Linked DNA regions of Homo sapiens: region 2 is linked to region 1. A link is an interaction called in ENCODE POLR2A ChIA-PET data of the cell type or tissue named here. Cell type or tissue: PC-9. All regions are shown on one strand. Links, peaks and the distances in the headings refer to the core of each region. The heading gives the core; the rest is flanking DNA.

Region 1 (7,675 bases), core at 1,758-5,757:
GATAGGCTTCATCCAGGCACAGTGACGCCTGTAAACCCATCACTTTGGGAGGCCAAGGCAGGAGGATCATTTGAGACCAAGAGTTCCAGACCAGCCCAGGTTACAAAGTGAGACCTTGTCTCTACAAAAGATAAAAAAATTAGCTGGGTGTGGTTATGTGCACCTGTGGCCCCAGCTACACAGGAGGCTGAGGCGGGAGGATGGCTTGAGCCTGGGAAGTCAAGGCTGCAGTGAGCCATGTTTGTGCCACTGCACTTCAGCTTGGGTGACAGAATGAGAATCTATCTCAAAAACATAAAGATAGAATCCCAGAAAAGTTCAGTGGTGTGTGTGTGTGTGTGTGTGTGTGTGTGTGTGTGTGTGTGTGTGTGTTTTCTTTTTCTGAAACAGGGTATCTCTCTGTCACCCAGGCTGGAGTACACTGGTGCGATCTCAGCTCACTGCAGCCTCAACCTCCCAGGCTTAAGCAACCCTCCCACCTCAGCCTCCCAAGTAGCTGGGACTATAGGCACATGCTGCCGTGCCCAGCTAATTTTTGCATTTTTTGTACAGACAAGGTTTCGCTATGTTGTCTAGGCTAGTCTCAAACTCCTGGAGTCAAGTGATCAGCCAGCCTCAGTCACCCAAAGTGCTGGGATTACAGGCATGACCCATGGCACCCAGCCAAGTTTAGTGGTAGAAGAAATTTTAAGAGAAGTAGAAGAATGAGCATAAAGAGAGCCTGTCATTTTTGGAAACTTTTCTTTTTTCTTTCTTTCTTAATTGTAGAGACAGTGTTTCCCCATGTTGCCCAAGCTGGTTTCAAACTCCGGGGCTCAAGTGATCCTACTGCCATAACCTCCCAAATTGCTGAGATTATAGGTGTGAGCCATTGTGCCTGGCCATTTTTGGAAATTTTTCAACAGTTAGGCATCATACTTTACACAGCCCACTTTTGTTCTTACTCAGGTCCAACAATTCTTGCAGGATCTATCTTCTGGTTGGATTACAGACTTTGAACAATGGAATCAAGTTTTTACAGCATTAAAAGAATCAAGTAATAGATCAGTAATCATCATGGTTACTAAAGCGATCAGATGAAAGGCTGAACAACTTTATAATGCCAAGGATTATGCTGACAACTTTTGAACCTACTAATCAATCTTAATATCATAAGAAGAGAGAAAACTGGCTTATGTGCCTCCTGATGGAAGTACTGTATACCACAGTACTTATAACTCTTGCCAAAAAAAAAACCTGAATTTGATCAAACCTCTATATCTAATAATTAGTTTATTAGAAATACAGGGGACAAGAGAATAAGTGACACCACAGGTATATAATCAGCAAAATCTAGAAAATGGAAAATTCTGCCAGGTTTTCAGCAAATTAATTGTAAGAAAGAAAAGGAAGGACATCTTATAGATTAAAAGAGGTTTCAGGGACGTAGCCACTAAATTCAGTATGTGCATCTTTTTTGAGTTCCAATTTGAACAAGCCAACTGTTTTAAAAAAATATTTTTTAACAGATAATTAAAAGATAGTTGGGGAAATTTTTGAATACTAATAGGATATTTTATGATATTAAGAAATTATTGGCTATATGCGGTGGCTCATGCCATCAAGCAAGATGGGCTGTGTTGGTAAATGTTGAAATTGGATGGTGGGTATGTAGATGTTTATTATAGGCTCATGCCTATAATTTCAGCACTTTGGGAGGCTGAGGAGGGTAGATCACTTGAACCCAGGAGTCCAAGACCAGCCTGGGAAACCCTGTCTCTACAGAAAAAAATACAAAAATTAGCCAGGTATGGTGATACATGCCTGTAGCCCCAGCTACTTGGCAGGCTGAGGTGGGAGGACCGCCTGAGCCCAGAAGTCAAGACTGCAGCGAGCTGTGATTGCACCACCACACTCCAGCCTGGATGATGGAGTGAGACCCTGTTTCAAAGAAGAAGAAGAAAAAAAGAAAGTATTAATCACTGCTAATTTTAAGTATAGCAATGATATTACAGTTATTTTTAAAAGAGTCTTTTTCTTTTAGAAACTCATACATAAGACCATGTGTGGTGGCTCACACCTGTAATCCCAACACTTTGGGAAGCCAAGGTGGAAGGATTGCTTGAGGCCAGGAGTTCGAGACCAGTCTGGACAACATAGCAAGATGCTCTCTCTTAAAAAAAAAATCTTAAAAATTAGCCAGGTGTGGTGGCACACTCCTATAGTCCCAGCTATTTGAGAGGCTGAAGCAGGAGAATCGTTCAAGCCTAGGAATTCAAAGCTGCAGTGAGCTCTGAGCCCGCCACTGCACTCTAGCCTGGGTGACAGTGAGACCTTGTCTCAAAAAAAAAAGGCCTGGCACGGTGGCTCATGCCTGTAATCGCAGCACTTTGGGAGGCCGAGGCGGGCGGATCATGAGGTCAGGAGATCGAGACCATCCTGGCTAACACGGTGAAACCCCATCTCTACTAAAAAAAATACAAAAAATTAGCCGGGCATGGTGGTGGGCGCCTGTAGTCCCAGCTACTCGGGAGGCTGAGGCAGGAGAATGGCATGAACCTGGGAGACGGAGCTTGCAGTGAGCCAAGATCGCACCACTGCACTCCAGCCTGGGCGACAGAGTGAGACTCTGTCTCAAAAAAAAAAAAAAAAAAAGAAAAGAAAAGAAAAGAAAGAAAGAAGCACATAGAAGTATTTATGTACAAAAATGATATGGGTTTGCTTCAAAATAATTCACAGCATGCATGTGTGTATGTGGAGGGGACGGAGGTAAGGGTATAGATAAAGCAAGATGGGCTGTGTTGGTAAATGTTGAAATTGGATGGTGGGTATGTAGATGTTTATTATCCTATTCTCTCTACTTTTCTATATGTTTGAAACTTTCCATGATGCAAAGTTAAGAAAGTGTATATAAGAATTTTTTTCCCTTCCTCCCACCCATCATCTCCAAAGACTTCACTGAAACTGATTCCAGAAGATCTCTTGGGGTCCTAGGAAATTGTTTCTAAGTGACATTTAATTTTAATGAAGATCTTCCTCTGACAGTTGCAGTTGGTTTTGTATAACTGGACTGAGTCCTATCCGTGAGGTTTCTTGGAATCCTAGAGTGTGAGGTCTATCAGATGGTTCCAGCATCCCAGAAAGCAGTGCCCCGCCCAGCCTCTGTTCTGAGCACTCCTCTCCTTGTGTTCTACAGATGCTGCTAATGGAAACAGTAGCCATGGAGGGAAGGGCAGTGCATCCAGCTCCACTCCAGCCCACACAGGGAATTACTCTTTGTCACCACGACCTAGCTATGCATCAGGAGATCAAGGTACAATGCCTGTCGTAGAGTTTTGTAATAATGCACTTACCAGTGGTTACAAGTGCTCCAGATTTTGTAATGAATTATCTGGCAACACACTCTAGAGTTTTTTCTCAGTTCGTCATACAGTGTTTTGAAAGTTTGTAATTGGTGTGAACAGTAATGAGTAAATATCTTGGGATTCTATGTGGATGACCTAACTGGGAAATAATGTTGAAACAAATGTATAAGGAAGTGTCTTGAAAAACCATGGGTTTAGCTGATTAAAGTACAGGATTCAAAGTTCTCTGTTGTGTGATCCTGAACAAATCTGAACTTTCCTTTCTCCTTTTACAAAATGGGTATAACAACAATATTTGCCCTACAACTCCACAAGGTTGTGGGTAGAATCAAATGAAATAACCTACATAAACTTGGGAACTGTAAAACAACATACAGATGTTAAGTGGCTGTTATTGTAATGTTAGGTTACTAATGTGGCTTTTTTTTAAACTTTACCTCTAAAGGAGTGATTTAGACTTTCTGAGTATAATCAAATTAAAGGTTCTGTATTACTTATATTACTCTGGCGTTCTTTCCTTTCTTCCACATGGCTGAGAACAAGACTATCTCTTTTTTTTGTTTTTTTGTTTGTCTTCAGCTACCATGTTCATTTCTGGGCCACCAAAGAAACGACACCGGGGATGGTATCCTGGGTCACCTCTCCCCCAACCTGGCTTAGTTGTACCTGTCCCTACAGTTCGCCCTCTTTCAAGAACGGGTAAGATTTTAACAGAAGATGGATTGTAAGTGTGTTTTTAATTAGCAGAGATATCTTCTACTTCCATTCTTTCCCTGAATTCTTGACAATGAGTTATATGAGGATATTGATAGTAGCTAATGTTTTGTCCCGATCACATTTGCCTTCCCTACATGCACAAGATCATTACAACTGATCTGAATTCAACCTTTGGCTTAATTTCAACCCATAGCATTGAAAAGCCATTCGTTATATGGGACACAATGCTACCAACCCACCATCATAGAGCATATATGGACTTGTTTTGCTAGTAGTGGTGTTAGATTTTCCCTGCTGTTATCTGGTTCTTTATGTGACCCACGCTTATTATTTCTGACCTGGATGGTTCAGTCTGTGGCTAGAAACCTGAAAAACCAAAACCAACTGGCTCTCTTTCAGAACACCTAACTGTAGCCATTTGGTATCCACAGTTCAAACATTTGTCTACCTTGCTGAACAAACCACAGACAATTGTAAATATACTGGTTTTAAGACATAAATGAGTTATTTAAATGTTTGTTTAAATAAATAGTTTTAAAGACTACATAGACATCTTATATACACAAATAATTATGCCAGTCTGTCACTATGGTTGCTTGTAGGTAGTACTGGTTAATGATGAGTTCATCCTTCTTCACACTTTTCTATACCTTTCAAAATGTATGTAATGAACAGATATATGCCTTTGATAATCTTGGGGGGAAAGCTAAGATACCAAACAGGATCCAAAATATTGCATATGGAAAAAACAACTGGAAGGAAAATCAGCAAAATGCTAAATAGTAGTTGTAGCCACATGTTATGATTATGGTTAATTTTTTTTCTCCTTTTGTTTTTTTCACTTATCACTTTACACAATAAACCTAATGAAAAACACAACAAACCATTAGATTTCTAATGCTTCTCTGTTAAAAGTATTAAAACTGCATTGCTTTCTATTGTATTTCATTTAGTTTTCACGCCATCTTTCTTGTCAAACTTTTTTTTTTCCAGAGCCCCTTTTATCTGCCCCAGTTCCACAGACCCCACTAACTGGAATTTTACAACCCAGGCCCATTCCTGCAGGGGAAACTGTAATTGTTCCTGAAAACCTGCTGAGTAACTCAGGAGTTAGACCAGTAATTCTGATAGGTAAGGTAATGGAATTCCAAGTTGCCTGTGTCTGCTGGAATCTAGGAGTGTTTTTCCATTTCATTGTGTTTTTTCATGTATTCATGAAGATATTCATCCATCTGTTGATTCTGTCAGCTTTTATTGGTCAGCTCTTTCATGCTATATTAAACATGTGATTAGGAGCTGAGGATAAGGCAAAGTCTTTTTGCCCTCAAGGAGCACTGTTTAGTGGGGGAGTCTCACCTCGCATGAGCCACCAGCGTTGGTAAATAAGCATTACAACACATGGGCGATACCATTATAGCACACTGTGACATGTGAGCTCCTTAGAGGTTCACAACCAGGAGCAACCAGAACTCAGAGCTCTGAGAGAGGGCTTACCTCTGCCTGGAGGGATCTGAGAAGACTTCCCAGAGGTGTTGGTTAAGCTGGGTCCTGAAGGTTGGTCAAAGTGGACAAGGTCAGGGAGGAGACATTCCAGTCAAAGGGAGCCAAACCACAAAGAAATGAAACAAGCCAAGCCAGCTGAAAGACCCTACTCAAGAGAACCAAGAGGCCCTACAGTTGCAGGTCTGAACCTTAGCATCTTTGAGGAGGCTGAGTCCTTCCAGGTGGTCTACAAGTGGAGGTATAGACATTTAGGGGTCCCTACATTCCAGGACTAACTTAGTGCTTTTCATACCCATTTCAGGAGACTCCTTGGTTTAGGGCTGGCCTAGGCCAGAAGGAGACTGCTTGCTCTACCTTAAGGACAAAATAGATAGGGTGTTTAAGTTCCCCACATCTTTAGGGTGTGTTTACATGCAGTGTTATTTGCTTTTTGGGTTGGCCTGAGCCTGCCTAATTGGATGGTTTTGCTTGGAGTCATGTCCTTTACCTGGTTGCTTTATCTGCTAATCCTAGATCTGTAGGTACTGAGGGGATCCCAGTTGCTTAAATGCTGTATAGATTAGGAAGCTCTTTTTGAACATTAACATAGTGCCACTAAGCTTTGGAAAGATGCATAGAACGTGGGACCCTTTGGTCCTTTGGTGCCTGCCTTTTAGAAAGTCTCACAGAGGGACTATCCTCTCCATCAACCACCAAAACAGAGCATATTTTGGACATATTTTATCCTATCTATTTCAAAACAATTTGAGACTGTTTACTGACATTTAGGAAGACAACCTCACAAAAATAGCTAAGATAACAAAGGAACAGGGATCTCCAAGCACCTGAAACTAGAAGAATCTTGCTATTAATCAATGAATTTAGCTTACTTTTTTTTTTTTTTTTTAAAGAAAATCTCAGGAATATCTCCAGGTGGATAGTGTCAGAAAGGAAAGGAAAGGGGAAAGGAAAGGAAATCTCAGGAAGTGAAACATGTATTGTCATTTGTTTCTGTTTTTGTTTTTTGTCATTGTTTTTTGAGACAGAGTCTTGCTCTGTCACTCAGGCTGGAGTGCAGTGGCACAATCTCTGCTCACTGCAAGCTCCGCCTCCTGGGTTCAAGTGATTCTTCTGCCTCCTGAGTAGCTGAGATTACGAGCGTGCACCACCACGCTCAGCCTAGTTTTGTATTTTTAGTAGAGATGGGGTTTCATCATGTTGGCCAGGCTGGTCTCAACTCCTGACCTCAAGCAATCTGCCTGCCTCAGCCTCCCAAAGTGCTGGGATTATAGGCGTGAGCTGCACCCCACCTGGCCAGTGTTTTTTGTTTTTGAGACGGAGTCTCTCTCTGTGGCTCAGGCGGGAGTGCAGTGGCGCGATCTCGGCTCACTGCAACCTCTGCCTCCTGGGTTCAAGCGATTCTCCTGCCTCAGCCTCCCATGTAGTTGCATGCCACCATGCCTGGCTAATTTTTGTACTTTTAGTAGAGGCTGGGTTTCGCCTCTACTAAAGGTGAAAATGTTGGCCAGGCTGGTCTCAAACTCCCGACCTCAGGTGATCCACCCGCCTGGGCCTCCCAAAGTGCGGGGATTATAGGCGTGAGCCACCTTGCCCAGCCATATTGTCATTTGTTTGTTTTCTGATTTCTTATCTGAAAATAAACTTGATCAGGGACTTTATCAGAAATATTTTATCATTGCAGTTTTACAGAGGATACAGACATGTTTTGCAAACTCATCAGTCTTCCAGCAAAATATTAACATGTTCCTTCCATGAGAAACAGAGATAATATGAGTACAGTTGTCCCTTAGTATCCCTGGGGGATTGATTCCAGGCCCCGTCCCATATCAAATCGAATATCCTCAAGTCCCTCATATAAAATGGCACAGTATTTGCATATAACCTATGCACATCCTCCCATATACATTAAACCACCTCTCCATTGCTTGTAATACTTAATACAGTGCCTACACATCACGTCATTCACATGAATTCAGTGTACTACTCAGCCCACAGCAAATTCAAGTTTCACTTCTTGGAACTTTGTGGAATTTTTTCTTCTGACTATTTCAGTCCACGGTTGATTGAACGTGGAACCCACAGACATAGAGGGCCAACTGTATTTTCTTTCC
Region 2 (7,675 bases), core at 1,555-5,554, 61 kb after region 1:
GAGGTTGCAGTGAGCCAAGATCGCACCACTGCACTCCATTCTGGGTGACAAGAGGAAAACTCTGTCTCAAAAAAAAAGAAAGAAAGAGAGAGGGAAAAAAAAAGAAAGAAGAAAGAAAACATGGAGAATGTAACAAAGTACAGAGAATTCTGAGATTAAAAATGAAACACACGCCCACTTCCAGAAGTAATCACTCTTAATGTTGGGTCACATGCCCCTCCTTCTCCCCTCACCACCCCCCCCCCTTTTTTTTTTTTTTTTTGAGATGGAGTTTCGCTCTTGTCCCCCAGGCTAGAGTGCAGTGGCACGATCTCAGCTCACTGCAACCTCCAGCTCCCAGGTTCAAGCGATTCTCCTGCCTCAGCCTCCTGAGTAGCTGGGATTACAGGCACCCGCCACCGCACCAAGCTAACTTTTGTATTTTTAGTAGAGATGAGGTTTCACCATGTTGGCCAGGCTGGTCTCGATCCCATGACCTCAGGTGATCCACCCGCCTCAGCCTCCCAAAGTGCTGGGATTACAGACGTGAGCCACCGCGCCCAGCCTCTCACCCTTTTTTTGAGCTATCATTGAGATCCTTCCATCACTCTGACACATACATGCGAACACACCATAATTTTGTCCAAAAGCAGCACTGGTCTTCCTGTCCATTCTGGCAGCAGCTGCTGGATGGCTCTGGGCAGGAACAGAAGAGGAGGGGTCTGTGGGGTTTGCTGTTGATAGTGACCCTCAGCCTGGAGTTGCTGGAGCTGCCCTGCTCCCCCAGCCAGGGGTTAGGGCTGACCATGTGGACCACTCTGCCTGCCTCAACCCCATCGCAACAGGCTCCCCAGTTTTCTCTCTGAGAGCAGTTTCAGAATAGAGTCAAGGGGTTTGAAGGATAGTAAAGGTTCACAGAAGGGGGGTGGGGGATAACACCTGGAAGCTTTTGGATACCAGCATGAGGAGGAGGAGCACAGCCTGTCTTCCTTCCTGTGGTTCTTCCGTCCCACTCCTTCCTCTCCCTCACTTGAGCTGCCCCACAAAGTGAGCGCTTCCCTGGCCTTGCTCTGCTGAACTCACAAAGGTGGTTTGCCCTTGGCTACTGTGTCCCTCCCTACAGGCCATGCTCATGACACAGAGCACAGGGACCCCAGCCATGGCTGACTCAGAGGGTGACGGGGAGGTTCACTGCCCAGAATGCACAGTGCTGCGGGGAGAAGGCAAGCTCTCCCCCAAGGCAGAGAGACACAGGCAGCTGAGCAAGTGAAGGGGCGGGTTTTAATCATGTCTTGTTGATGGCTGTTCATTCAGGATCTCCCAAGGTTGGGATTCGACCTCCCTGTCTGGGCAGCAACAAGCCGAGCTCAGAGAGGGCCTTTAGTTGAGCTTTTGGTTTGTCTTTAAACCAAAGAGTGGCTGGTCTGTTAGGAGGACAAACACACTTGAAAGGAACTGGTCAAATATGTGGGGCTACTTTAGGGAAAAGCCACCGGCCTTGGAGTCGCATACGCCTATGTCCCACTTCGCGCAGGGCATCCCCCACCCTAGCTTCGGAGTCCATGGAAGGGGTTGCAGTCTGGGGAGCTGATCTGAAGCCAGAGGCATGAGGCCCTCAGTCCCTAGAAGGAAGCCAGTGCTGCCAGGACAGGACTTGAATGTGGAGCCTGTTTTGGGTGGGGTCCTGGGAGGAATCAGAGGGCAGACCCAAACCAGGTCATTTGAGGAGCGTTTAGTAGAGGGACTATTTACTAAGATGTGAACAGAACTTGGAAAAGGAGCAAGAGGTGTGCTGTGCTGGGGGGTGGTTAACCCCAGGGAGCCCTGGCCACCGTGGGCCTGACACAGGGAGGGGTGGGAGCACCTCTCCAGACCTGAGCCGCAGCCCACAGTAGAGAAAGGTGGTTCACCCCTGAAGACCATGCAGGGGGAAGCCACAGAAGAAGCACCCCATCTCCTGCTGGTGGCTGCCATTGGCCAAACCAACTGAGAAGCCAGGGCAAGGAAGCAACACGGAGCAATGTGGAGAGCGGCAAAGAGAAGATTTCTTGCTCAGGGTCTGCAGCCGCGGAGCCGAGCCCAGTGTCCACTGCTTTCCTGGCCTTTGTCTGCTTCCACACCCTAGATCAGTAACAGAGCTGCTGTGGGGTGGGTTCTGTCTGTTCTCTCACAGGTTCCATCATGGAGAATGGAGTGAGCTCTTCCAGCACAGCTGACAAGTCCCAGAAGCAGTCCCTGACCCCCAGCTTTCAGAGCCCAGCCACCAGCTTGGGGCTGGATGAAGGGGTCTCCGCCAGCTCAGCTGGAGCCGGAGCCGGGGAGACTCTGAAGCAGGAATGTGACTCCCTGGGCCCCCAGATGGCGAGCAGCACCACCTCCAAGCCGTCATCATCATCCTCAGGACCCAGGACCCTCCCATGGCCGGGACAGCCCATCAGAGGCTGCCGGGGCCCACAGGCAGCCCTGCCACCAGTGGTGATCCTATCCAAAGCGGCCTACAGTCTCCTGGGCTCCCAGAAGAGTGGCAAGCTGCCATCCTCCTCCTCCCTGCTGCCCCACGCCGACGTGGCCTGGGTGAGCTCCCTGCGGCCACTCCTGAACAAGGACATGAGCAGTGAGGAGCAGTCCCTCTACTACAGGCAGTGGACCTTGGCCCGGCAGCACCACGCTGACTATAGCAACCAGCTGGACCCGGCCTCTGGCACCCGAAACTTCCACCCCCGACGGCTCCTGCTGACAGGGCCCCCACAGGTAGGGCCAAGCCAGCCGGGGCCGTTTCTTAGGCTGGGGTTGGCGCGTCTTCCTCAAGAAGTAGAAGCCAGAAAACCTCTTGGGGGTGGAGCAGGTGTGACAGAGCAGTGAGGACCTCATTCAGGCCTCTCAGGCAGGAGACACTGCAGAGCCAAGGTGTGAAATCTCTTTTCTCTTTTCTTCCCCTCTCTTTCCCGCCTCCACTCCTCCCCAATTAAAAATCTTTCCATTAGGTGGGAAAGACGGGCTCCTATTTACAGTTCCTCAGGATCCTCTTCCGCATGCTCATCAGGCTCCTGGAGGTGGACGTGTATGATGAGGAGGAGATCAACACCGGTGAGTGCTGAGCCCAGGGAGTGGGCAGAGGGGCAAGAGACAAAGACATTGAATTGCAAATCCCGGGAACTTGCTTTTGGCTTCTGGGATTTCTACAGTACCTAACCTGCAGAGTTATTGGGAGGCTAAAGATAATGTGCCCAAGGCCAGGCATGGCGGCTCACGCCTGTAATTTCAGCACTTTGGGAGGTCAAGGCGGGTGGATCACCTGAGATGGGGAGTTCAAGACCAGCCTGGGCAATATGGTGAAACCCCATCTCTACTGAAAATATAAAAATTAGCCAAGCATGGTTGTGCACACCTGTAATTCCAGCTACTCAGGAGGCTGAGGCAGGAGAATCACTTGAACCCAGGAGGCGGGTTGCAGTGAGCCAAGATCACATCACTATACTCCATCCTAGGTGATGGAGTGAGACTTTGTCTCAAAAAAAAAAAAAAAAAGAAAGAAAGAAAGAAATGAAAAAAAAGAATGTGCCCGGCAAATAGTTCTGAGTAAACTGTAGCCTTTTTTAGCTCATTGAGGTCAGGGATGGTGTATTCTACTTTTAGCCTCTTTACAATGTCCTGCGAGGTGCTGGGCAAAAAGGCGTTTTGGTTTTTGGGCTGTTTTTTTTTTTTTAATTTAAGTTCTGGGATACATGTGCTGAATGTGCAGGTTTGTTACACAGCTGTATACGTGTGCCATGGTGGTTTGCTGCACCTACCAACCCGTCATCTACGTTTTAAGCCCCGCATGCATTAGGTATTTGTCCTAATACTCTCCCTCCTCTTGCCCCTCACCCATCCTGTGTCCATGTGTTCTCATTGTTCAGCTCCCACCTGTGAGTGAGAACATGCTGTGTTTGGTTTTCTGTTCCTGTGTTAGTTTGCTGAGAATGATGGCTTCCAGTTTCATCCATGTGCCTGCAAAGGACATGAACTCATTCTTTTTTATGGCTGCAAAAAAGTGTTTTATAAAGGCTTTTTAGGTAGATTAATTGCCTAGATGGTTAACTATTGTAAAATTCGAGTTGTAGTATTCAACTGCTTCAGGATCCAGGGCATATTTGTATTCTGGATACTAGTCCTTTGTTGATTGGTCAGAGTATGTCTTATATTTTACCCATAGGCTCTGAGTGAAGGCACGGGATTACTATAATGAGATGAAAACTTCTATGTGTAGAACTGAATGCTGGCACTATGAACAAAACATCGGCACTGAGACACAAGGGCAGGTGCTTGATAGGGCTGTGGAAGCCAGTGGGCATACCAAGACCACTCCAGCTGTCTTCCCCAGCTGGCACCAGGGAGTTGATTCCACTCTGCCGCTAAGAGCAGTGTGGCTCGGCTCGGCACTGGCACGGTGCAGTAGCTCACGCCTGTAATCCCAGCACTTTGGGAGGCCAAGGCGGGCGGATCACCTGAGGTCAGGAGTTCGAGACCAACATGGTGAAACCCTGTCTCTACTAAAAATACAAAAATTAGCCGGGGGTGATGGCGGGTGCCTGTTATCCCAGCTACTTGGGAGGCTGAGGCACAGAATTGTTTGAACCCGGGAGGCGGAGTTTGCAGTGAGTTGAGATCACGCCACTGCACTCCAGCCTGGACGACAGAGCGAGACTCTGTCTCAAAAAAAAAAAAAAAGAAGAAGAAGAATAGTGTGGCTCAAAACTGTGGCTTCACACCTCCCACCAATTTGACTGTGCTGGCAGGGAACTGTGGGGAGGAAGTAGAGGCAACCAGGCGGAAGTTCCTCTCAAGCCTCTCAAAGATGAGTCTGGAATAGGGAAAGCCCTTGGCATCATCTACCAAATTAGCTCTTGGAGATCTCACCTCACTTGTTTTACCTAAATAGCTGAACCTGTTCCATGACCAGCCCAAGAAACTAGTTTAGGGCCGAGCAAGAGTAGGTAAAATCAGCCATATTTAACCACTTTTTTATGGCTTCAGGCCTGTTTCCATTTCTCATCAATTCACATACATGTTTTTAGACACACACACGAATTCATCTTCCCATCTACATCTCCTTGTTTTTTTCCCAGCTAAGCTGCACTAGATCGTCGGGCCCACCAGGTTGGCCTCAAAACACCCCAAGGCCCCCAGAAAGAGCTGAGCCAGAAGGGCAAAGCCAGAGCCAAGCAGACCGGGAGTCGAGGCCTGCCCTTCTGCCAGCTCTCCCGCCAGGCTCGCTGGCACCACAGCAGAGTGATGCCTTTGATTTTTTTCCTCAGATCATGCTACAGTGATCTTGACTCTTACTCTGTGCCGGTGAGCTGTGAGAGTCTGCTACAGCCTGTTTGACCTTTGTAGTAAGAAACACTGTTAGTTTGGCTTTCTCCCTTCTCCCTCATTTTAGTGCAGGTTAATGCAATGGTGCTCTCAAGAGGCACAATGACACCTTTTTAAAAACTAAACTAGGCTTGAAAGTGCAGACTTTAGTTCAGGGATATAAAAATAAATGTATTATATGTGTTAAAAAGATATTAGCTGTACCTCCAATCTTTAGCCTTTTTTGGAAAGTTTCTTTTCTCCCTTTGAAAGTTGTCTTAAGCTACTTTTTCATCTTATACATTTTATTATTATTAATAATAAAAAAATATATATTTTAAGATGGAGTTTCTGTCGTCCAGGCTGGAGTGCAGTGGTATGATCTCGGCTCACTGCAACCTCTGCCTCCTGGGTTCAAGCAGTTCTCCTGCCTCAGCCTCCTGTGTAGCTGGGATTACAGGCTCACGCCATCATGCCCAGCTAATTTTTGTATTTTTAGTAGAGGTGAGGTTTCACCATCTTGGCCAGCCTGGTCTCAAACTCTGACCTCATGTGATCCACCCACCTCGGCCTCCCAAAGTGCTGGGATTACAGGTGTGAGCCACTGCACCTGGCCACTAATAAAAAATATAATGTTAGACACCAGCTGCGTGCCTGCAACTGTCTTGGCACTTTATTATCATTATTATTATTATTATTATTTTTGAGATGGAGTCTTGCTCTGTCACCCAGGCTGGAGTGCAGTGGTGCGATCTTGGCTCACTGCAACCTCTGCTTCCCAGGTTCAGGCGATTCTCCTGCCTCAGCCTCCCAAGTAGCTGGGATTAAAGGCATGCACCACCACACCCAGCTAGTTTTTTGTATTTTTAGTAAAGACAGGGTTTCACCACTTTGGCCAGACTGGTCTCGAACTCCTAGCCTTAGGGGATCCACCCACCTCGGCCTCCTAAAATGCTGGGATTACAGGTGTGAGCCACTGCACCTGGCCAATCATAAAAAATATCTGTTAGACACCAGCTGTGTGCCTGCAACTGTCTAGGCACTTTATTTTATTTATTTATTTATTTTTTGAGATAGACTCTTACTCTGTCACACAGGCTGGAGTGCAGTGGCACGATCTCAACTCACTGCAACCTCCGTCTCAGGGGTTCAAGTGATTCTTAGCCTCCTGAGTAGCTGGACTACAGGCATGTGCCACCACACCCAGCTAATTTTGGTATTTTTGGTAGAGACAGGGTTGGCCAGGCTGGTCTCGAATTCCTGACCTCAAATGATCTGCCTGCCTCGGCCTCCCAAAATGCTGAGATTACAGGTGTGAGCCACCATGTCCAGCGTGTCTTGGCACTTTAAATGTACCATCTCTGGCTGGGCAGGGTGGCTCACACCTGTAATCCCCTGTGCTTTGGGAGGCCAAGGTGGGAAGATGGCTTGAGGCTAGAAGTCTGAGATCAGCCTGAGCAGCAGGGAGACCCCATCTCTCACAAAAATTTTAAAACTCTAGCCAGGTGTGATGGTACACGCCTGCAATCCTAGCTACTCAGGAAGCTGCAGTGGAAGGATTCCTTGAGCCCAGGAGTTCAAGGTTGCAGTGAGCTTACATTGCATCACTGCATTCTAGCCTGAGTGACAGAGTGAGACCCTGTCTCCAAAAACAAAAAGAAAAGGGTCTGGTATGGTGGCTTACACCTGCGGTTCCAGCACTTTGGGAGGCTGAGGCAGGATGATTGCTTGAGCCCAGCAGTTCAAGACCAGCTTAGGCAATACAGTAAGACCCTGCCTCTACAAAAACGTTAGCTGGGCATGGTGGCACGTGCCTGTAGTCCCAGCTACTCAGGAGGCTGAGGTGGGAGGATCATTTGATCCCAGGTGGTTGAGGCTGCATTAATGCTTACTATAATCTGGGGACTCAGGGTTAAGTACAGTGCCTGAAGGTGTGACGCTGTAAGGGGTAGGGCCAGGATTCACACCCAGGTCTACTGGCTCTCAACCGTGACTGCATATTGGAACACTCTGAGGCGCCTTAAACAATATGACTGGATCCTGGGCAGTCAGACATTCTGACTGAACTATTCTGGGATGTGTGGCCTGAGTGTGGGAATTTTTACCAGCTCCCAGCTGATTGTAACGTGCGGAAGACATTGGGAATCTTGCTCAGTGCATCCTAAAATCTCTTGGGTGTCAGTATATTAACACCCCACAGTTAAAATCTCAAGACAGAAATAAGATCATCCAAAATTAAACTTTTAAGGAAATTTGGCCTGGTGGAGACTAGGTTATCTTACAGATGCCAGAGTTTGTGAATTGGGTCTGCAGAGACGAATGCTGGGGGCCAGTGAGGGCAAATGTTCCTCTCAGCATGGGT

The links. ChIA-PET counts read pairs that join two places held together with the same protein. Peaks named below come from ENCODE experiments on the same cell type or tissue, not always from the same donor. Only the 100,000 strongest peaks of a DNase experiment are listed, where the experiment ranks them.
Region 2: POLR2A ChIA-PET joins it to region 1 with 7 read pairs; 3 of 35 experiments call an interaction of 5 or more read pairs at or near these places.

Annotation. Positions count from the first base shown.
Region 1 is chr18:21,436,346-21,444,020 of GRCh38, forward strand. GREB1L (GREB1 like retinoic acid receptor coactivator) reads left to right here. Exons shown (of 33, transcript NM_001142966.3): 8 at 3,176-3,292; 9 at 3,924-4,043; 10 at 5,055-5,192. The region is part of intron 1 of GREB1L-AS1 (GREB1L antisense RNA 1); the gene reads right to left. Among named protein-coding and RNA genes, the nearest start is that of GREB1L-AS1, 11 kb to the right of the region's middle. In PC-9, for the core only: no CTCF peak of the experiment used is centred there; a DNase peak (open chromatin) is centred at 3,386; H3K27ac peaks cover 3,167 bases.
Region 2 is chr18:21,497,577-21,505,251 of GRCh38, forward strand. It overlaps GREB1L (GREB1 like retinoic acid receptor coactivator), which reads left to right. Exons shown (of 33, transcript NM_001142966.3): 22 at 2,153-2,730; 23 at 2,964-3,066. Among named protein-coding and RNA genes, the nearest start is that of GREB1L-AS1, 50 kb to the left of the region's middle. In PC-9, for the core only: no CTCF peak of the experiment used is centred there; no DNase peak of the experiment used is centred there.